Linked DNA regions of Homo sapiens: region 2 is linked to region 1. Evidence: chromatin loops called from intact Hi-C (ENCODE). Cell type or tissue: dorsolateral prefrontal cortex. All regions are shown on one strand. Each heading gives the region's core, and the rest is flanking DNA. Links, peaks and the distances in the headings are about the cores only.

Region 1 (11,716 bases), core at 2,015-10,014:
TCCAGCCTGGATGAGAGAGCAAGAGTCCATCTCATAAATAAATAAATAAATAAATAAATAAATAAATAAATAAATAAAATAAAATAAACGAAGTGTCCCTAAGCCTTCCAGTGAACAAGAAGGTCATTCCGTAATTATGCCATTGATTTGGAAAAACAAAAAGAATAGAAAGCATAAGAAAACCAAGAAACACAAAAGGCTCCCTGAATCCACTGAATCCACTGCATATTTAAAGTAGTTACTGATATGACAATTAGGACTTACCTATAGTTGATAGGAGCAAGTTTAGTTTTCAAAATTTCAATGTATTTACACCTCAAAAGATTATAGGTCTAACGATTTTTAAGGTTACCAGAAGAAGAGAGAAAGAAAAAAATGGCACTACTTAATCATGCAGTACATCACAAAAAAGGCCAAATTTTCAGAAAAAAAATACATAGAAACACATAGCCTAATGAGTTTGGATGTATCGTTTGGAATTATTGGGCACCAAACTTGAAATTGAGACCATCATTATAACTCTGAGATTGACATTAGGCTATGTGCTTTGGCAGATATAAAGAATGCAGAATGAGACTAATGTCCTGTACAGAACCTACTAACAATGCACTTGAGAAAATTTCACAAGCAATAGAAAATTCTTTTTGCATTCTTTATCATTTTTAAATGACTTACTAAAGTCATTTAATACTATGGACCAGGCAAGAGACTGTAAAACAGTCATCTTCTCATGCAAATAATTCACGTGCTAGTCACAAAAGCACCTTGTTCAATATGATTTAAGGTTTCAACAATGATTTGTTAATATTTAGTTTTTGTTAGTACAGATTTCTTTGATGAGTTTTAAAATAGCCTACAATTTGTGTTCCTTCGTTAATTCAGATAGTTTTTTCCTTTTTATGTTAAAAGAATGTGACTGTACAGTCCCTTCCCATCTACCCTTATTAAAGTATCCTTCACTGTCTAAGAAAGAAAGAGGAGGCAAGGGTAATCTGATTGTCCTTCTATTCCTATCCTGGACAGAGGAGAGTGGTGAGCCATGGATAATTCATTTCTGTGCTCACCTTGCAGCCCATGGATTTGGAAACACTGACCTTAATCTAATCCCAAATTGTAGATAAACATATTTTAGCAATGGTATAAGCTAATGAGCATCAATAAACTGAGACTCGTCTGGGATTGTGTGCAGTCACACTCTGTAATCTGCAAGATCAAAACATACATTTGGCAGTGAAATGGCCATTATTCAGAGAGACAGCTTTTTAAAGAAAGTACCCTATCTATAGCTGAAAATAAGCTTTTTTATTTTTAAATGAAAAGAGGCTCTCTTCTTCCATTTAAGGATGCTTGACAGCTTTTCTTCCCGGGGGGGAAATGGTAGCAATAAGGAATTTGACAGAGATAATACTTGGAATTCAGATCTGGCCTTTCTCAGAGGAAATTTTAACAAAGGGCTGTGCCCTAACATGTCCATGGAAAACTCTGTCACTGCATCTAAACTACTGACACAAGAGTGGCTGAAAAAGAAACATTCATTCAGGTTTGAATACATGTAGCTGGACCCTCTACCCTCCTCACCTCCCACCCATTTTTCACTGGCAAAGATTAGATAGTCTGACACTATGTATATTTTCCATATAAAGTACAAATGCTGTAAACTTGGCGGTGGGGTAGGGAAAGAGAAAATGACTATAGGAAACAGCAGCACAATTTTAAGTAAAAGTAGAAAAGTGTTTCTGGGGAAGTTTCCATTCAAACGTAATAACTTAGAGTTTAATATTAGTCTTTAATGTAAGATAATCTTTTATGTTTTACTTTGTATATTTCTTGTGATAATTTTCTTAAAAGATATCAATTGAGGTATTTCATATTAATTTCACAATACAGTTGATAGCTTAGGTATGGCACAATTTTTAGAGATAATGGTGTTATCGGCTGTGATTTAATAAACGTACATTAATTTTCTCAGTCTCAGACAAACCTATGGCTCACAGAGGACACATGTAATAACTCAGTCTTTCATTAAACTGCAAGTTATACTGAGATACAGATATTGTTAATTTAGTTTTTATTGAGTACAAAATGCACTCCAGGTAGAAATCACTGCTCATTTAATCACTGTGTGTTAGGTTTGCATTATCTGGAATGTAAATTCCTCCCTTTCCTCAAAGGTGAGTCTTTTTTATGGAACTTGGGTTTCTTACTACACCTGCTCCCTATTCCCCAAATAAAACAGAGGCAAAGGAAATGAAAATGTTACCTGTTCATTGAATGTTCTTTCCAGTGACTGCTGTCAAGTTAAGGAATGTGCAGTCCTGTCCGATGTGTACACTGGAGGCTCACAATCATTAATTGAATTCAAGTATCACATACTCATTAAAAAGGGAAAACAATTCACTAAACAGCAAAAACCTTTGTCCTCAAAGGTATTATTCTGTGGAATATCCAGAGGAAAAATAAGACTGTCCTCAATACCAGAGTCTCATGATATAAGCCAAATGGCAAACGAGTCTAACAAGGGTAATTATACTATAAACATACATTTAAAAAATCATTGATATAGCCACAGAATACAGAATCACATGTCATTTGAATAATTTTCATTAATTGCTATACTTTGCATAGTTATATTTTGTAAATTCAAAAATTCATGCCTTGTTGCATGCTTCATATAAATAAAATAAAAAGAGTACATAAGGTAGAGGTCTAGAAAGGAATATTGGTCCCCACAAGGATTTTCTAAGATGCAGGAGGGATCAAGAAAACCTACAGCCAGAGTGAGGCACAGATCTGGCTTTGGCAAAGAATATTTTGTGAGTTGCCACTTTGCCTGCATCTATGCCCCCAGCTGAAAGCAAACTGGACCTGGTATTAGATGTGCAAAATGTATATCCTTTTAGGAATGCATGGAGGAGATAGAGTTGGAGAGGAGATTACATATATTTGAAAAATTCCGCTTACGTGAGAGCTTTGACAGGTTATTTTCAGGAACTATTTTGTTCGAGATCTTTTTAAATGCCTGGGATATTGGTTATAATTTATTAACTTAATTTTTAATAAGTCATCATTCTGTTACTTTTTTATTGGTCTGATTGAACAAACTCATTTTAATGTTATTTTTAAAAGAATATTAAATATATGTGGATAGAATTATGAGTTGTAAGAGGCACAGTGTTTGAAACAGTACGTATTTTATTAGGAAAATAGTCTTGTTTTCGCAAGTTTAAGACCTCTATTTGTTCCTCAGAGGATGCCTTATTGCCACTTGAAAACATGGCCAATGCTGTGGGGAGTAGACTCCATCAACTCACATTCAGCATTGTTTTGAGAATAGAAAAAAATTCTTTACTGTGACAGTGAGAGATTAGAAATTTGTTAGAACCATTTTATTTAAATTGCTGATGACTTTGTGTTGTGATCATTGGAGATTTCTTAATGTGATCAGCAAAACCTGGAAAGAAAAAACCTGAGCATTTATGTACAGAAATAAATAAGTTTACACTTAAGATAATGCCACAACTCAAAATAAAATCACAGTCCTTATATCCTTTCAGATTTTCATCCAAATTCAAAGAAAACTCAGTCCATGCATCTTTTCAGACTCATCAGTTTGCATGCATGTCACAGATTTGAAGGGTTTTGGTTATTTTTGCAGAGATATGATTAGGATGTAAAAATTCATCATATAAACATTCTTAATGATCAAGGAAGAACGTTTTAGACGAGTAATTTTCTATGTCTATGTAAAACTTTAGATGGGTTTAATAGTAACTCTCGAAGTAAGAGGAATTAAGTATTTTTTTTTGTATTTGAGTTAAAAGATAAAGACAAAAGAAAATAAGACCCACAATATTTTCTCCTATTTGGTTATGAAGAGAACAACTGGAGTCTAAAAATGCCACTTGCAGTATCTAAATGTCTATAAGGTGCTGGCACATTCTGTTACAAAACACTTGTCACCTCTTTTTCCATATAGAGGTAGGAACTGCAGTGGGAAAGTCTTCAGCTGTACAAATTTAAAAATGAATTTTTACAACCCAGATGATGGACTGGTATACTTTAAAAGTGAGCTCATGAGTTTTATAAACACATTTCTCTTGCTCTCTCTCTCTCTTTTTCTTGACTAGCTTACATCATAATGGAGGAATAACATTTTAAAAATTTTGAATAGGCACTTACTGGAATTACAGTTAATCCTGATACAATCTAGATGGGGAAGAATAGATGAAAAATGAAAATTCATCCTTCAAGGTAATAGCTGCAGACATCCAATAAAATTACAGTCCACCCTTCCGGGGACAGACACATGCAAATATGGCCACTCCATATCATTATTCTTTACATACTTATAAAGCCCAGATGTTTTGTTATAAAAGTTTACCATTGGAAACAACAATAGAAGGTTTTAAAAATGGCCAATTCAAACAAAGCTACATGGTGACAAATCTAAGTGAAGTAAAGAATTGTTAAATGTCAAAGATGTTTGGCTTAGACTGGCTGCAACTTTCTCCCCATCTGTGAAAGAACATATCATTGTTTTCCGCAAAATGTAAAAGTGCTCCGTCACAATGGGGTACAGTGCAGGTTCAGCTAGGCTCAGACATCTTGGACCTCCGAAATCTAATATCCCACAAAGGCCAACAGAATCCTTCAGAATTGCAGTGGTCAAATGGAAAGCAAGTTAAAATTATTCTTATCTTACCCTAAGGGTTTTTGTTTTGTTTTTAAATTTTATTTGCTTGGGCATAAAAAGGTAACTGCCAGATGTTGGCTGGATTCCATACCTTGCGTTAATTGGAGGAGGAAAGAAACAACTGTATGTTTCCTTTAGAAACTCCAGTGGCTAAGGAGCAGTCATTATTCAAGGCACACAAGCCTATGCCTCTCTTAGGAGCTAACAGTGTTATCTCTGTGTAATAAGTGTCGTGGTTCCCTTGATTTTCCTTTCTTGATTTTCCCTTTCTTATATTTGCTTTATATAAAAGTAGCTACTATAAGAACAGAACGTCTTGTATGGGTAACACAAACTGTAATTATAGTGGTTATTTTTAAAAGACTGTAGGATGTTTCATATTTATTTTATATGTATTTGTTGGTTTGGGTTTTATTATTTAATGCCTTTGGAGAACATAAAAAAATAAACCTAGATTCTGTTTCCATATAGCTGAGTTTGTCATGTGTCGTCAACCGCATCAGAAAAGTGGTTGCAAACAGCCAAGGACCAGCACCTACACACCTCTTTCTACAGAATGCTTTGCTGTTCGAAAATTCTCATGAGTGTTTCCACTTTGACTAACAGCAGCTTTACTGCATGCAATTAGGCGATTTGTTTTGATTGGCTTGTAATAACCTGTCATCGTCACTAGAGGGTACTCTAACAGAACAGTAAAGGAGAGTGCTCTGTGTTCTTAAAGTAGTATTTTTTTAACCTTAATATTTAACTTAATTTCACTAATATTAATTAAATATGATTATATGCAATAAGATACCAATGGGATAATTTTATATTTTATGAGTTATCGTTCTGCCCAGCACAATTTGAAAATGTAGGTGGGGTTTCCACAAATGCCTTGCCTCATCACATTTTATTACTCCTTTTTTGGGGTAAATCTATGTAGTTTCAAATTTCATTTTTCCCTCTCTGTTTATTCATTTCTATATACGTGTGTTTAACACTGTCAAAAATACAGTAAAACCTCATTAATTTTGACTCCTCTTATTTTGAAATAATGATAACACTGAAAATTTGGGCAGAGTATTTATTCTTCCTTTGATATGAGCAAAGATCTCTTAAGAAAAAAAATTAAACTCATAAACAAACAAGACTTTGAAAAGCCAAGCGTGGGAAGAAAACTGATTTCCAATACTTCATGTTGATGGCATAGTTTGCATGAAACGATGTGCTAATTATAATTAATTTTTATCCAACCATTAAAATCAGCCTAGAGAGCCCTTTCCGTGATAAGACTTTCCAAACTATTATGTTTTTGAGTATAATTTATAAAAATAAAAACTGCTTAAACAAATTTTAAAATCTGCAATTCAGACTTTTTCCTAATTCAGCCTGGTTTTTCCCCATAATTCATCTAGATTGGTGAGGTTTTACTGTAATGGGTCTTTCTTAATGCTACAATTAAGCAGGAAAGCATTATCTTTCTGTAGAAGAGCCTGTGTCTCTAGTGTTCTCATGGCTGTTTGCTAAGGGCCGCAGACTTTGGGCATTGAAGGGCTGTGGATCGCTGTTTGATAGCAAAATACCACCACACAGTACTCCGAAACAGAAAAGACAGGGTACCACAAAGGTGATTATTCAAAGGAGAAGCCCATGGAGTAGAGTAAGAACAGCTCTTGATCTAGATAACAAAGCAGAAATTTGATATTTTGTGCAAATCCTTTCTAAGAAGACATGCTTTTATTTATCTGCAAGGATGTCACCTACAACCGATCCAAATGTCAGTGAATATATCAACAGAAAATTCAGCTTGAGGCAACCTCAGGCTTAATAATTTATATTTTCAATTAACCTCACTGACAGACATGGCCTCTCTTTTAAGAACCCTCAGTGGTAGAAATCACAAAACAGTAAGTTATGTTAAACATAAAAAATAAAATAAAAAATAAAAAGATGCCCCCGAAAACCTCAAATTACTTTAAATGATGGAAATAAGACCATTAAGTGTTTTAATTTTCCATGGCAAACAGGCTACTTGATCAATGTTTGCAGGCAAATTGAACAAAAAGTAAAAAAGTGTTAGTTCAATGGGGGAAGGCAGGTTGTTACCTAGATTGACCGTCAGTTTCACACGTCCTGCGTCTAGCTCCAGGCGGAGGGTGTCAGCAGAGTCTCTAGAAGTGGTTGCCATCAGAATGCCATATGCACGCTGGGATCGGAACCGTAAGGAAACATCCTCAGCCTCCGTATGCATGACTACGGGGAGCTGAATTTTCATAAACATGCTCCCATCATAGCTCAAAACCGTTGCCTCTAGAGATGGAAAATGAATATGATAAGTTCTTGGATGGTATAGCGCATTAATACTTTAAAGAGGAAAAGGATCATTTATTATCATTTATTTAAGACTTCCAGAACACAATACTACAAAATCAATTCATCTTCTTCAGAAATAAACAAAACTGTGAGCTGGAAAGAGAAGTCACAGTAGAGGACTTCCCTTGTGAGATATTTGCTAAAGCCCAGAAACAGAGATATCAGCAGTTCCTTTTTTTTTGTTCCCAGAGCACTTTCTACCTATAGCATTAATCATGTTGAATTTTGAGTGTTTGATTATATGCCCCCCTTCTCAAGAGCAAAGATCACGTTCTTTTGTACAGCCACAGTGTGAGCCTAGTTTGAAACACCAGCGAAGTTGTGGATTTTTTTGTTGTTGTTTTTGTTTGGGTTTTGTTGTTGTTTGTTTGTTTGAGACAAGGTCTGTATCCCCTAGGCTGGAGTGCAGTGACAGGATCTCAGCTCACTGCAGCCATGACCTCCTGAGCTCAAGCAATCTTTCCACCTCAACCTCCTGAGTAGCTGGGACCACAGGCGCATGACACCATGCCAGGCTAGCTTATTATTAATACTTTTTTCTAGAGATGGGTCTCCCTTTGTTGCCAAGGCTGGTCTCAAACTCCTGGACTCCAGTGACCCTCTCGCCCAGGTTCCCAAAAGGAACCTGTGCCCAGCCTCCAGCAACTTTTCAATGCATGTTTATGTATGGTAAGCCCACTGACTAGTTCTGTGAAATTAGTCAACCTTGCCTTGGCTCTGAATTATTCATCTGCACAATGAGAGGGTACTGCCAGAAGGTTTCTCAGGGCTTTGATCTGTTCTGAAAACCTGTAGTTCTAGGAGAAGTTACTGTCATCATTTTTTTTTCATAATCTCTGCCCTGATAGAATTATTTTTAAAAGAAAAAAAAAAGAAATATAGCTTAACTATAGGAACTAGGCCAATACTTTACCAAAGGTGATGTTCAAAAAGAAAAAAGAAAAACTGATATTACCAAACAACAGATAATACTTCTTTTGAGCCATTATGTTTAGCAAGGTAATTTTTACAAAGGCTTCCTTTTAAGGAACTGTTACTTCCTTTTAAGATTAATTTATAGAAGGGGAGTAACTTTAAATATTATCTATAAGCACAGCCCTGGTGTCCTGAATAAGTTCTCATGCAAAGCAGTAATGATGTGCTTTTGCTACACTAAATAAGCATGGGGGTGGGACTGGGGAGCTTGTGAGGATGTTTGTTACTAAACTAAGGCAGATGGCATCAGTAGGGAAGTTGCTTAGTACTGTCTTAAACACACAAAGAAATGAATAAAAAAAAAACTGTTGATGACAACCTGACGGCTTTAAGAAATAGTCAGGACTCCTTAATGTTAAGCACCATATGGTAGTGGAATATTGCAAAACAAGCGTGAATCAGTTTGCTTTCTCATTGGTTCCGATAACTCAGGATGCTACTTAATAAAGAAAAACTACCTGGAATTAAAATGAACCAGGAAATTTTCATTATTTTGCCTACTTACACAGCATAGCAATTAAGTGTACTGATACAACTGTGTTCAATATTAGGACTATATTTAGAGTTGTGGTTTTGTAAGTTTATTTTTCAGAAAGTCAAGTACTGTTTCTATAAGACTTTAATCACTATTTGTTGTCATGATGGGATTAAGTGAGAACCAGAACCTCTCTAAGCACTGAGTGTTCCAGGTCTCCCTGCTTAGGTTAGCTCCCTTCTCTTTTCCATCTACCTCTTGACTTAAGAGATCTCAGTCAACTCATATGCTCACTCCTCTAATATTTATTAAGCGTTCTGACTTCTCTCCTGAGCTGTAGCATTCATTGCCTATTGGAAATTTTCAATTGGAATATGAAATTTCAATTGGAATATTTCAATTGGAATATTATTAAACTCTTGATTTACTCCCTTCAAAAATGAACAAACTCAAAACATGCTCCTTCTTCAGTCTTCTCCATCTCAGTAAACATGATAATCTCATTGCTCAGACCTAAAGCTTTCTGATTTCTCTTACTCTCTCTGCCATGTCCAATCCATTTGCAAGTCTGCAAGTCCTAAAGGCTCTAATTCCAATCCACATTCTGAATTGATTGCTGTTCACCTCTGCCACTAATGTCCCTCAGACTTTGCTCTCATCTCTCACCTACACCACTGTAGTAGCTCCCTCAACCGTGTTCCTACTTTTTTAAACCTACAAAGATCAGTGTGACCCTGGCCCCAGTCCATCTCTCTGGCCTCAGCTTTAAGTATGTCCCGCTTCTTGTTCAGTGAGCTCCAGATACACCAATTTCATGATCTCACTGAAGTGTTTGCACTTTTAGATCCCTCTGTTTAAAAATGTTTCACCCCAGATCTTTAAATAGCTGGTTCTTTCAGCATTTAGGTCTCTGCTCAAATGTTACTCCAGAGAGACCTGCTACCCACTCCAGTTATTCAATATATATTCATCATTTCACTTTGTTGAAATGACCATTTCTTGTTTGTAGAGTATTATCTGTATATGCCCTTTAGAATACAAGTACCTTGAGGGCAGAGATCAGTCTCTCATATGCATTGCTCTATCAGCAGCAAGTGCCCCCACAATGCCAGGCCCACAGCAGAGCCTCCATAAATATTAATTGAATCAATAATTGCACACACACACACACACACACACACACACATACACACACAGTGAGCTAATTTCAATTTGAATACCAAGCTTACATAAAAGCTTACCAAAGAAATTAAGTATTTATTCTGCTTATTGCAAGTGAAATCTAATTTCAGTACTGTGCATGAACGAAATATGTAATAAGGTCCACTTTGAAGGCCAAAATTGGGCTGCAGAAGATAGGCTAGGGAAGTGTCTATTTATCAAAACAGGGGCCTCATGGTTAGGCAATGCCCTAAGCACTGATAAAACAAAATATGGTCTTTCAAAAATATAGTGGTTCTATATAATATCATATTTTTTTCCAATTAGACAAAAAGTTTCCCAAATGGGAGTAAAATCCCAGTGGTCAAAGACCAGTGCAAATAATCAAATTGCTGTTGCTCAAAAAATAATGAAAACCTGAGTGTAAAGTTATAGTGAATTCTAGAGAGAAAAATGCTTGTGGTATAATTTTAAAAGAAATTTGATCTTTACTTTTGTTTTTCCTAAACTAGACAATCATGACCCATATCTGTAAAGCAACAAGCACCCGAATAAAAGTGTAAAAGTCATTATCATGTGTTCAGTTACTTTGGTTTCATATAGATAAAAGGATCAAAACAGTGTTTGTTTTCTCTTCTTTATTTAATCTCTATAACTAGGCTCTATTATTCAATAATCACATTTTTGAAATAATCATATTCTTCTGGGAAAAGTAGCTTGATTTGATTGAAAACTAAATAGGGGGCACCTCCTTTAAGAAATACAGATGACTGACAATGGATCATAAATATAGTGTGAAATACAACCCAGAGAAAAAAATAATCAGAATCATTAGCCTTTAACATTCTCCAGAAAGCTGCAGGACTGAAATAACATAGTAAAGTAATAAAACTAGAGTGCCCCCGAGTGTCATGTTAAATAATTCTCAATGTGAAAATAACTTGTTGATAAATGACAAATGAAAGCCTAAACGATTCCTCACAATTAGAGTTAATGTTTAATTAGACAAGAAATGGAAAATGCACAGGGTTGTAGTCTAGAGTTGCCAAATAAATGGTAAACAACATTCTGACATTTGAAGGTTATGCTATTTGGCAGCATCCTTGAACACTAGTAAAATTATTTCATCATTTAGAATATACAATAATTCTTTAAAAGGCTAATTCCAATACAATACTTCCCACTGGGGGAGAAAACCAGTTTCAACTTTGTCTTCTATATCTCCTTCTCCCTTGTCATTAAGTTTGATAAATTTCCTTTTCTACATTATTCTTTGTTGCAGTCTAAAGTGTACACCTGTGCTCAGTTTTGCCGAAAGGCAGTCACATATTGTGATCAACGATGAAAATCAGACAGGGAGCCAAATTATATTGCTCTGACATCTGTCCCTCCATCTGTTAGAATTTAACAAACAGTATAAAGCAGATCTCTGATTATATCAATGCTCTTATTCTTACATATAACAGAATAATTTTTATATGATCAAGTCTCCACAAATTCTCAGTTTTATTAAAAATAAAGCAGAAGGGAAGGCGCTAAATTTAACTTTTATTCATTGAACATTATTTCTGTACTACTCCTTCTTATAGGATCAATACATGTAAAACAAAATACTCTCTTCTTGTCTGCCTAAGTTAGCAAGTATCTTATTCTTTCTTATAAACTCCTTTGCTTCCTTAGGCATGATAAACATCTCCTATAATGCAATTGCAACATAATTTTTCCATGTTGAACTTTCTAAATCCAAGGAGCTGAACATGTTTTTTAATTACTTTGAATAATTATTTTCATAAATTATAAATTATCAATTTTTGCTCAAAGTTAATAAGAAAACAACTTTAAAAGTTCTCTTAAAAAAAGAAACTTCAAGAGTTGTCAACTCTTATTTGATCAACAACAGCCTTAAGTGACCAATGTGTGTCTGGAGAAGAAACTCTGTCAAAGCCCCCTGTTTTAAATTGGAAATTCGGAGGTTCAGGCACAATCTTGTGTTAACTGAACTAGGGCATAATAGCCACGAACTGGGCAGAAGCCAAATTTTGTGGTATTGAGCATGA
Region 2 (11,716 bases), core at 1,437-9,436, 500 kb after region 1:
TTTCCCATAAAATAATGTTCATTTTAAAATTTGTTTCTATTAATCAGTGCAAAAGTATGCAACTTCAAATTACAGTATGGAAATTATCATATCTACCTAGCATATTATTCATGATTCACAAGTAGATTTGCTAGAAGAAAAAAACTATCTTTTTTATTTTGTAAAACATAACTGTAAAGCCTGCTCTCATAACCATAGAAATGTACTGTTAAAGCTGAAGTGCTGTATAGGCCATGGAATACACAGTTTTCTATAATTACCTAAGCCAAAATATAATGAAAAACAAAAACCCACATGAAGACAGAGCGCAACAAAATAGCCCTTTCTTTCTTCCCCTCCTCCTAATCCTGTGAAGGCTACAGAAGTCTCCTAAAGACCAGTTTTTTTTCTTCCTAACTAACTCTCCTTGCTGTTTAAACAATTACAAATCTTATCAAGTCTTCATTTCTCTTAAAGTCAAGTGAGAGAGAACTGCCAACTCTAATAAGATTTACAAAGGCTAGTTCCCCTTAGCACTGTCAGCAAAAATCAAAGACATTATACAATAAAACGCAGCCACACAGAGCTTTTGTCCCTATAGCTTTCGAAATCAGATTTAATAATTCACCTTTTTTCACCCATTTCAGCCACAAATGCCATTTATCCATGTGTTGATTGCCTTGCTTTGACCCATAAGCTATCTACTTTAAATCCTGACATCTCCTACTTAGCCACTGATTCGTCTTTTTCACACCACTCACTCACTTTCTGTTAGAGGCTTTGCTGTATTTATACAACAGTATTTTCCTTGGTCATTGTCATGTAACAGCACCGGCAAAACACACTGAAGACCGAATTTTATTTCTAAAGAGGAGAAAAGAGAACTTAGGTATGACTTTTGTAGTTTAATGCCACACTGTTTTAAGCCCCAAGAACCACAGAAATTACAACTTGGCCTCCACTACCCAGATAAATGTCATTAGCCGAATATCCTTAGAAAATCTCTTGCAATCCCTTACATGCATCCCTGTTTATTAGTCTGCAGAAGCTTCCCAATCCAGCAACATCTAAATTTCTCTACTACTTTATTTCTCTTTATAAGGCATTTGTTAATTAAGAAATCTTATTTAATCTCTAACATTTTTAAACGTCAGCTGACCTCACACTTCAAGAAACCGCATAAATGACAAAATTTTACTTAAATTTCACAAATGTTGGACTTGGATATAACAGTGGAAACCAACATTATTCCAAAAAGCCTCCTGCTAATGAAGAAACGCTTCACATCCTCTCTTTCCCTTTTTCCACAACGAAAAGCAGGTTTTTACCGCTCTATCTGCAAAAGGCAGAGCACTGCCCGTGAACCCTGTCTTTCTCGTCCTTTACCACGAGTGACCAGAACCACGTGGGGATTCTCAACCACGGCCGTGGTATACCTCTCCTGTGCTTCATTTCTCATCAAACACATGCCCAATCTTCTAGATGCTTGTTTGCATCTTAAGGGCAAAGTCTGTGTGTTACAGATTTAGAAGTGGTAGAGACAAGTACAGTGGTCATATAGGTGGGCCGCGGCCCAATATAGGGCCCAACCTGCCAAAGAACCCGAGGAATAAGAAGAGGCCATTGTATTTGCCACTTGGAAGGGAGTAGTGTTGGTAGAAAGGTCTCCAGAAGGAACTCAAACTTGGATATGGGGGCTGCCAATCCTTAGGAGGATGTCAAGGGAGAAGCTGTGGAGGTGGTAAGGTAGAGAGTCCCCCAGAAACAAGGTCCTTCCCTCGAAGCGAACTGCCACACGTTTGCCAAGATTAGGAAGACCCCATGCACCAGCCCGGTCCCCTCCTCCCCGAGCCCCGCCCAGGCCCCGGCCCCCGTGGGTCGGGCGTCGGGCCTTACCTTGGCTGCAGTCCTTGCCGCGGAAGCCGGTTCGCGAGCAGTCGCACACGGCCTGGTCGTCCACCACGGAGCACACACCTCCGTTGAGGCACACCCCGCCCTCGCCCTCCTCGCCCGCCTCGCACGGGCTTCCCCCGCCGCTGTTGGGCGGCTCATCGTCCAGCTTCACCTCGCCGCTGTCCACGGGCAGGACCTGCGAGGAGTTGACCCTCACGTCACGAATCCACCCCTTGAAGGGCTCCCGCTCCCTCACCGAGGCCAGGGTGAGCTTGAGCGCCGCGGCGCGCAGTTCCGGGGGCAGCCCCCCGACGAAAAGGCCGCTGAACACCGTCATGTCCCTGCGCTTGGACTTGACCTCCACCCACTTGGCCTCCACCTGGTCGATGAAGAGCGTGGTGTTGCGGAACTGGCGGCGGATGCGCACGCTGTGCCAGGCGCCGTCGTTAACCGGCGTGTCGGCCAGGAGCGTCGCAGGCTCAGCGCAGAAGATGGAGAAGCTGAGCTGCAGGCGGCCGCCGCGCGTCAGAATCAGCTCCAGGAAGTCGCAGAAGCCCTCGTCGTCGAAGTAGAGCACGAGGCCGCGGGCGCTGCGAGTCTTGAGCTGGAAGCTCATCTCGCTCTCGCAGCAGGCGTTCCACTTGGGGAAGCGCGTCCATTGGCCCTCGGCGCCCGGAAACTCCAGCCCGCTGCCCAGCTCCGCCCAGCAGCCCAGGAGCAGCAGCGAGAGGCACAGAAGAAAACAGCCCCCGCGCTGGAGCAGCGCCGTCCCCATGCTCGGGGCTGGGGTGCGGCGGGGGGGTGCCGGGGCCGACAGGGTCAAAATGGTCCTGGACACCGTGACGAAGAAATAAGGGTCCCGAGAGACAGAAAGGTAAGGGGAAAGGCGGGAGTGAGAGGGATGTGCCCTCCTTTATCTAGTTCTTTTTTTCTTCTTCTTCTTCCAATAACCCCGCCCTCTCTCCCTGTAGTCCTCTTCCAACTGGAAAACGTTGACCCCAGTGGTACAGGGTAGCCACAGAACTTCCAGACCAAAGGGAGGATGCACTTTGGAGACAACGTTCTGGAAAAGGCTTCAACAAAAGATCAAGGGAAAGCACTGACCCATTTGAGTCTGATTAACTAATTTAAGAGTATCTGCAGTGTCAACAGATACTTAACTCCTCAAATCCCATTATCTGCCAGGTTCCACCAGTGGTACCAGGCCAAAAGGAAGCAGTGAGAGTCAGTAAAAAGAAAACACTTTTCTCAAGAAAGTACAGGAAGCCAGCAGTGAGCCAGTATCCTTGGATGCTTGTGAATGCCTCAAGTCTGTCTCCTTCAGATGTGGTGTCTTACAGCAGAACGGAGAAAGGGATGCTTGCCTCTTTAGGGCACCATTTCTTAACCCGAGGATAGCTTCAAAGGCCTGCTTCTTCTGTCATAGCATGGGCTTCAGCACCGCTGCAGCCAAAGCCTAATTCCTTGTGCGTGGTCTCACAAGTTGGATTTTACTTCTCTTTTCAGCCACGGCAACAGTAGGACTCAAACCCAGCAGTTGCGAAATAGCCAGAAGCTGTTAGATGTGGAAATCGCAACAGCTCCTCTTCTTTTCTCTCTGCCTCTGCAGGGCCAAGCTAAGATGCCAGCACATCAATTGGTTGTGTGTTGGTGATGCATTTTGGTTTTATCTTGTCTTTTTTAAGGACTCAGACATCTGCAGAGAATTAAAGTCAAAATTAAGGTCTAAAGTCAATATAGTATTATATAAATCATTATTCAGCTCATAACACAAGTGTAGACCTGGTCCTATTAGTAAGGCAAAGAGTTAACCTTCTTGTATGGAGCTTTTGTTATCCTCACTACAAGTAAGTCCTAACATTTTCTAATAGTTAATATGACACTTTTACAGTCAGCCATGACACCCTTGTAGTTTATTATAACTGTTAGTTGGTAACCCGAAGTTTTAAAGAGAAATTTGATTATGGTTATCTTTTTCTTTTCGCAAGATAGTTTAATTTTTAAAATATGTGAGGGGAGAACAAATGCTTTTAAGGATTTCTACCTATGTTGTGTGCTTGTTCTGTGGACAGTAAAAATACAACCTATTCAAATCTCAGTTAAGAGATTTTACAATTGGCAAATTAGATTAAACTGTTGGCAGGAAGCTGCCAGCTTAGACTTGTATAGCATTCCTGCCATTTTATTTTTCTTAGAAGGAATATTGATGGTTTCTTGATAGTCTCTTGCAAAATTTCACACAAGTATAGTTCTCCTTTATATTAATGAATAATCTGTTGTAAAAGAAAACCACTAATTGGAGCCAGATTTATGTTTTTGGCATTGTCTCAATTGCCCTAATATTAACTTCTCTAAAGGTGCATAAAGTATTTAATATTTTGCCTAAAAGTGTAGATCTAACTCCTCCTGAAGTCTGTATCTTGCTGTCAGCCCTCACAATTTGTGTGGTCAGAAGAGCTGTTGGCATGTATGTCATCTCAGCTGCAGTGGCTCCAGGATGCTAGAATTTAAAACCGTACCTTTGAATCACTCACTATACTATTAAATCACTTCTCTTTATTCAACTCTAATCTGACAGGTTCTTGAAATGGTACAGAAATCATAATCACTGATTTTTTTCCTAAGTCATTTTTTAACCAAAAAATTACTCTTACCTTTTGAAAAAAATTACAAATGTATAATCTGTTCATGTCAAGGAAGTGCATTATTTTTCTCACTATTTCTTATATTCCCCACCTCTTGCAAACACACACACTGCAATATATATACACCATACACACATGCACACACACACCCCAAATTTATTGTCTGGATGTAGAAGCTCACTACCCAATTAACACTTTTTTTCCCTTACAAGCTGAAACTAGCAGTAATTTATGGCACCGCATTGTGCTGCTGCTTCTCCATGGGGGGAGCTGAGAGCATTTCTCTTCAGTACAGAGCAATCCCCACAGGTGTCAGCTGAGAGCCACCAAGCTAGGGTATCCCACTTCAAGTTCCTCCCAGATGAAATTGATGACTGGTTCTCTCTCTTTCAACACACACACACACACACACACACACACACACACACAGTGTGGGTGTGCGCACATACACACTGCCCACTAGCAAAAGGAAATAAAAATCTCAGTTGCTTATTTATTATGGCTGATACATTCCACACCATCAGCAATCACCAGTCATATCTTGTCTTCTCCTATATCAAACCCGAGGAAAGAGGCTCGTCAAATCATCTGAAATAGCATATTATTCAGTATACTTTCATATTTTAAGTGGACTCAGGAATCTGCTAAATTTTCAGTCATTTGCAAAATAAATCTGGAATATCATGATCAAGAGTAGTGCTTTGAACCCTTTCTCAAGCTCATGTGTTAGAAAACCTTTTTTTTTTTCTTGTGTGTGTAACTCTGTTGGAGCCAATTATTGTATTAATTAATGTTACATTGATCACATAACCTTTTTTCTCCCGTCCCTCCTGCCCTCCTCCACTAATGCACACCTTGACAATTTTAAGGGATGGTGGAAGAGAGAAAAACCGTAGAGCAATATATATGTACATATAGATATATATACATTCTTATCACAGGGAGGTTAACTGGTTTTCCCAGTTCTTGGAGGAAGCTCATTGTATGTGAGCGAGTATCTGTATTTATATGGAGAAAAGAGGATTCTCTCTAGGTGCCAGAAAGACCTGGCCAGTTCACAAATTAGAGGATGAAATAAAGGGATCTGAAAAACATCCTTACTGCAGCCAAAAGAAGAAGCGCTCTAATTCAAAAGCAGACTAACAGCATCATTAATCTTTTCTTTCATTTCTAGAATCAAATTCATCCCAAGTCACTAGGAGGATCAATACAGTACGCTCATCGGCTGCAGTTGCATATTTTAATGTTTCTGATATCACACACACATACACACCTACACCTTTCCATGCACCCTTCAATATATATATATATCTTCATAAAGAACATGAAATCTCTGAGAGAAATTTTAGAAGTGCTTATTATTTCACCCCTGGCTTTTGCAAAGTCTCTCAATACCAATGCACAGCCAAAATTCTCTCTGGCTTTCCCGCCCAGTCTCTAAGCTCCATCTCTAATACCAGTGCAGTTTCTTGGAGCTCGGGGTCTACTGCACAAATTAACGATGGGCACAGTGTGGGGCTGATGAGGTAGGGAAGGAAATATATGGAGAGATATTTTATTGCTTTGATATCTAGCCTGTCTCTTATTTTCTTTCTTTTGCTAATACATCACTGCATTCAGCCTTTAAGTTACTACCCCAGTTCCACCATCTCTTCTTGCCATCTATTTAAAAGGCTTCATGCAAAACAACCAAGATCTACACTCCTCCACCCTCCCACCACCCATCTTTCCCTGTGTATTTGTGGCAGATCCTGGCTCAGTTACAATGGGGAAAGATATCCTTCTTCAGCTTGCCTCGCCCCATCCCCTCCCCCCAACCCAAATTGAGCTTCTTTACCTGCCCGGTTATTCCCCTCAGCTCGAGCCAGAGCCTGAAGCATGCATCGGTCAAAGCGAATTTCCTGAGGTCTATGGATAAGGCGACTGCTGCTGCCTTTTCAGAGGCGTCAGGCTTGAGCGTCTATCTCCAGGAGTGCGGGAGGGGAGAACAGGCAACGGAGGGGAGCAGGAGGAGGAGGAGGAGGAGAAGGAGGAGGAGGGGGAGGAGAGGGAAAGAGCTGGGAAGGAAAAGGCGGTGGTGGAGCCTGAGAAGGCTGGGTTACGTGACGCCGGGTGCTGTCCTTCTGAAAGAGAAGGGCGGAGCTGAGCTCTCCGCAGTACCATGGAGAGCGGCGGGCCCGTCCTTTGGCTGGGGAATGGGTGGGCTCGGCCCGTGGTCGCAGCCCCTCCAGGTCTGGATGCTGCGGAGCGAGGTGCTTTTACCTTTGCATCGTCCCCTTGCAGGGGGAGCCTGATCCTGGGGGCGGGGACCTTCCGCAAGCGCTTCTAACTTGTCACCACCCTCTCTTCCCCATCGGAAAGAAAGAAAGAGAGAGAGAGAGAGAGAGAGAGAGAGAGAGAGAGAGAGAGAACGAACGAACACGAACCAGAGAACCACGTAGCCTACTGAGCATGCCCAGGCCCCTGCTAGACCCATGGAAAGCTGTATGGAGATTCCACTTCTCCGGGGTTTGGTAGTGATTGGGCGGGGATACCTGAGAGGGTGCCAGGAAAGGGTCCAGCAGTCAAAGAGAAGGGGCCAAGGAGTCGATAATTATGATGAGCTCTGGCTTTACTTGTGCACCTTGGTCTCCTGCTCGGAACCCTTGAAAAGAAGCTGCAGCTTTTCGAGGAATGCAGGGGCAAGCAAGACTCACACAGGCACTGGCATTCTTCTAGATCCGATGTCCCTTGCCCCACCCCTTACTGTGGCTCTGCCTTGGGTAATCACAACAAATCTTCATGACTTGCCTAGGCTGTGCCAAAAAGATGTAAAAGGAACCCACCAGGGTAAGATGCCAACTTGCAGACGACGATCAACTGTGTCTGACAAGGTGCTTTTTACTGCAGCCTGTCGTCATTCTCCAGCCTTCTGTGCTCTGTCTTGAACCAAGTTTTCTACCTGTTTAACTCTTCCCTCCGTCTCCTCCTCCCTTTTGCAGCTGGTAAAACCTGGTGAAAGTAAAACTGGGTGTGAGGCTCTAACCATGCAACTGGGCATGCCCAATAGGCATTGCTGGGTTTGGTGAGAAAGGGGTTAAATCTAAGGGAGCTTACAGATTAGGTGGTAGAGGAGTTCGGGGTCTGTGGCTTTAAATTATGGTTTGCACCCTATGGACATTTAAATTCCTATTCCTGTATATTCCTAGCCTGGGTTAGTTTTGGAGCAGATACAGACATTTTTATTGCAACGCCACAGACCTAATAGTCTGAACCTCAAATACTGTAAGGCAAGACTATTTTTGGCCTCCAGGCCCTATAGAGCAAGAATTTAAGAACTAGATAAATTTGGGAACATCAAAATAATATATATTACAATTACAATATGTATATTCTTCCAAAAAACTAGAACTCATTCCTATGATAAGCCGATTTATACTTTCACTACTTTTGTAAAAGGGTCTAAATAACCTGAAGGCGGGTATCACAGGTTTTAATATGTTTATCGCCCTTAGAGAGGCAGTTTTGTCAAGTGGTTACATGTTTGGGAAATAGATTGTCTGAGCTTCAATTCAATCTCTGCCATTTATTAGTTGTAACCTCAGCAAGATACTTAATCTTATGCTGCCTCAGTCACCTCATCTGTAAAATGGATATAATAATAGCTCCCTCTTCATGTGTTTGATGTTGTGAAGATGAAATGAATAAATAAACATAACATATTTGGAATTGTGGATTCCAAATTGTGGAATTTTGGCTATATTTATCAACTACAACCCACTCTGTGTTCTGTTTGACTCAATGGAAGGAATTTCTCTGAAACTCGAATTCTTTGACTATAAAATAGAGGTATTAGTCATTGTCAGCTTATTCCATAAGATTGCTTTGGGAATGTAATGAAATAATAGCTGTTAACATGATTCTTAAAACAAAAATTTAATTTTAAATGATGTAAAACTAAGACTCAGAAAATTACTTATCTAAATTATTCATTCAGTGAACTTGAAACAAAAAAACAGTCTAGTTAATTCAGGGCCTTTTTCAATTTTTCCTACCATTAGGTTATAGGACAAATAGTACAGAAGGTACACCGCGATGTGTTTAGTATAGAGCTAAAGCTTATTGCAAAAGTAAGTGGAATGGACAGCCCACTTTCAAAAATCAAGTCTAACTTGGTTCCATGATGCTCTTAAGATCTGGTGTGAACATGCATCAGTGAACATTATGGTAGTGCTAGAGGCACTCTTAAGAGTCAAAGCACTGCCTTTTACCTGGATTCATAAAAACTCATTATTTACCACCAGTGCATGTGATCTGAACAATTTCCTACTTTATTTCATTTCGTCTTTGTGAATTTTTATTTTATCTTTAATTGGGCTACACAGTGTTTCCACTGAATCAAGGTTTTCCTTGAGATGTCTTCTGTGGTGTTTTGATTTAAAAAAAATGTTGACATTCTTATGCTGCATGTGTGAATTTTCAGATTAAAAAGACCAGTGTTCCCACATCTCTTCACCACTGCCTCCCTGACACACACACACAAACTATATAAACTGAAGGAATAGATGATGTATTGGAGTAATCCCCTTTGCAATCAGGTTTAAGGTACTTACTGTATGTAGTCCAAGGAAGTGGACAGCCCCAGGATCTTTTTTTTTTCAGTAAATATGCATAGAGAAAAGTATCAGTTTGTAGCTTAGAATGCAAATATCACAACATAATTTAATGATAAAAGTTGTTAATTTATTTTAAAGTATGAGTTTTTCTGTTGTTTCTCCATAAATTACTTCAACTCTCTAAGTGGCAGTTTTGTCATCAGTAAAATAAAGATAATGGCATCTCCATTTATATGACTTGGTGGAGATAATGTCAACATTGAATGTTAATTTTGTGCCTACTCCTCGCCAAACAGTGCTCCAAGTGCTTTACTTACATTAACTTATTCTAACCTCACAGCAACTCTAAGAGGTAGGTTCTAGGATTTCACTCATTTTACCAATGAGAAAAAGTGAAGCATAGAGAGATTAGTCCAGATAGTCAAAGTCTAGTAAGCAAGCAACAGTGTGAGGAAAAATCCAAACTCAATTCTGTAATCTTAACCCCCTTGCTACACTGACTTTGAACGGATCATCAGATATACGTAGCAAAGTGCTTGGCAGAATGCAGATGCCCGTAATTGTTCATTCCTTTTCCTTTCTAAGACTTTCATCAAGAGGAGTCTAGGAAACTAAACAGTCAACTCCAGAATTTTGCCATAACATTCCTTAATGACTAATACTGTATGAAATATATGATATTCATGTACTTTGTTACATATTATAGGTGACGTGTTTTCAATGTTACTACCTTTTTTGTTTGTTTCTGGGCAAGATGTGAGGTGATTCCTGTAGATCTGAATTTGAAGCAATCTAACATTTGTAAGAACAATCTAGTATTTTTCTAGAAGGTGGGAAGTAGGATTAATTCCTCCTGAATCACCTTAGGGAATCTACTAATTTTAGGCTACAGAAATATGTTAAGGATTTCAACTCCTGCCCCTAGCTACCACTCAGAACAAATGAGGTAACTGCGAAATCAAGGTGCTTGTTTATGATTATGTCTGATTGGGAGAATTTGTGGCAACCCAAATATGGAAACATAAATAATATCTCATGCCATAAACTGGTAAACATTTTGCATCAATGAAAATGGAAATGCATGCTCACCTAAAGCAAGTATATTTCCATAGGTTATTAATATTAATGAGAATTCTAACATGGAGACTAATGCTACACTAAAAATAAATGAAACTAAGTAGTAAGATTTTTTTTGACTGAGAAACGAATGCAGCAGAGATGCTCTGTGTTTATTGCTGCAATCAGACCCTGTGCTTTAACATTAGGAAATCAATGTAAACACCTACTTTCTCAATTAACATTAAGGTAAAGTGGAAGCTTTGAGATACCTATGAATTCCAATATTGATATCAGTTATGAAGGGTGCTTTACTGATATAAGGGGTAGAAGAAGAAACACATGGTAACAATGAGGAAAAATACCAGTTGATATACATTAAATGCATTTTCACTTAAGATGAGAAACAACTCAAAAAAAACAGTAAGATTTATCGCTGAGGGGATTTTCTATTTACTGTCCTATAGATGATCAAAATGAAGCCACTTTTACTAAAATAATCACAGTATCAGGAAAATATTACGTGCTAATTCAACTAAATTTCAGATTGCTATCAAATTTCTCTAACCAATTACATTATCAGTGCTGCACAATTGGAATTCTATTGTTTAGCTCATGACTTTATTTTAATAATATAATCCATTTTTTGTTTGCAGTTAAATGTCTCTAGTTTTCTTTATATGAACCAATTAGAGTTTTCTGGTTACAAAAGTTTAAGAATAGATATTGAACATGCTGCCATATAAAATTTATTTTACAACTAGATGAATTTAAAAATGCAAGGAAATGTAATCAAGTCTAGGGTTTGAGACTCAGCTATAAAATGGAATAAACAGACTAGGATTTACATGTACAAAAAGACACATAATTTCCTATTAAGCTTACTAAGTAACTTTCAGGAGAAATAAGCAAACTCAGTATGTTAAATACTTTCTTACTACTTGAAAAAATCTTAAACATAGTAAAATTAGGCTACTTTTCCTTGAGTATGTAAATTTTCTGTAATCAGAAGGTAGAATGTGATTTAAAATGGCTGCAAATCATTAATGTAATGATAATTATTAAGGTATCAAGCAGCAGTAGAGAAAGCACGTAGATAGGTCCTTGAGAACAGTAGTTAAGTTTTGAACGATGCACCTGCTAGAAAGGCTTCAATGTGGAAACCCTGCAGCGTGTTTGATGGGCAGTGTTTTTAAATCTAGGGCAGCACTTACACCTGAGTGTGTTCCTCTGTGTTTACTTCCACCCCTCCTTCCCCCACAATGAGGAAAAATCTTTCTGAGGAAGAATAGCTGTCGCTAGATGAAGTCTGTGAAAAGTCCCTGCCAGAGGGTTTATGTTTCCTCGATCAGTGATTTAGTTGCACACTTCAGCCTGTCATTATTACCCCCTCTAATGACTTATTTCTCTTCTTGTGAACAGAACTTTCTTCCCCACAACCTAACTCTACACTCAAGCCTGCCATTCTCAACTGCTAGGCTCCAGAAAAGGAATTATCTCATTCATCACAATGTGGCTTCCAATTTATTTTTATTGGGTGCCTGCAAC

What was found. Peaks named below come from ENCODE experiments on the same cell type or tissue, not always from the same donor. Only the 100,000 strongest peaks of a DNase experiment are listed, where the experiment ranks them.
Region 2: a loop joins it to region 1, with 5 times the contacts of the local background. A loop is called at or near these places in 3 of 110 quality-filtered maps.

The regions. Positions count from the first base shown.
Region 1 is chr2:50,524,446-50,536,161 of GRCh38, forward strand. NRXN1 (neurexin 1) reads right to left here. Exons shown (of 23, transcript NM_001330078.2): 11 at 6,782-6,985; 12 at 4,180-4,206. Among named protein-coding and RNA genes, the nearest start is that of MIR8485, 170 kb to the right of the region's middle. In dorsolateral prefrontal cortex, for the core only: a CTCF peak has its summit at 5,362 (motif pointing right); no DNase peak of the experiment used is centred there; H3K4me3 peaks cover 320 bases.
Region 2 is chr2:51,025,627-51,037,342 of GRCh38, forward strand. It overlaps NRXN1 (neurexin 1), which reads right to left and starts at 6,506. Exons shown (of 23, transcript NM_001330078.2): 1 at 6,355-6,506; 2 at 1,876-3,568. The coding sequence starts at 2,647. It overlaps NRXN1-DT (NRXN1 divergent transcript), which reads left to right and starts at 6,975. Exons shown (of 11, transcript NR_135237.1): 1 at 6,975-7,390. RefSeq lists an enhancer at 1,705-2,404. In dorsolateral prefrontal cortex, for the core only: no CTCF peak of the experiment used is centred there; DNase peaks (open chromatin) are centred at 4,825, 6,575 and 6,965; H3K4me3 peaks cover 6,284 bases; H3K27ac peaks cover 6,389 bases.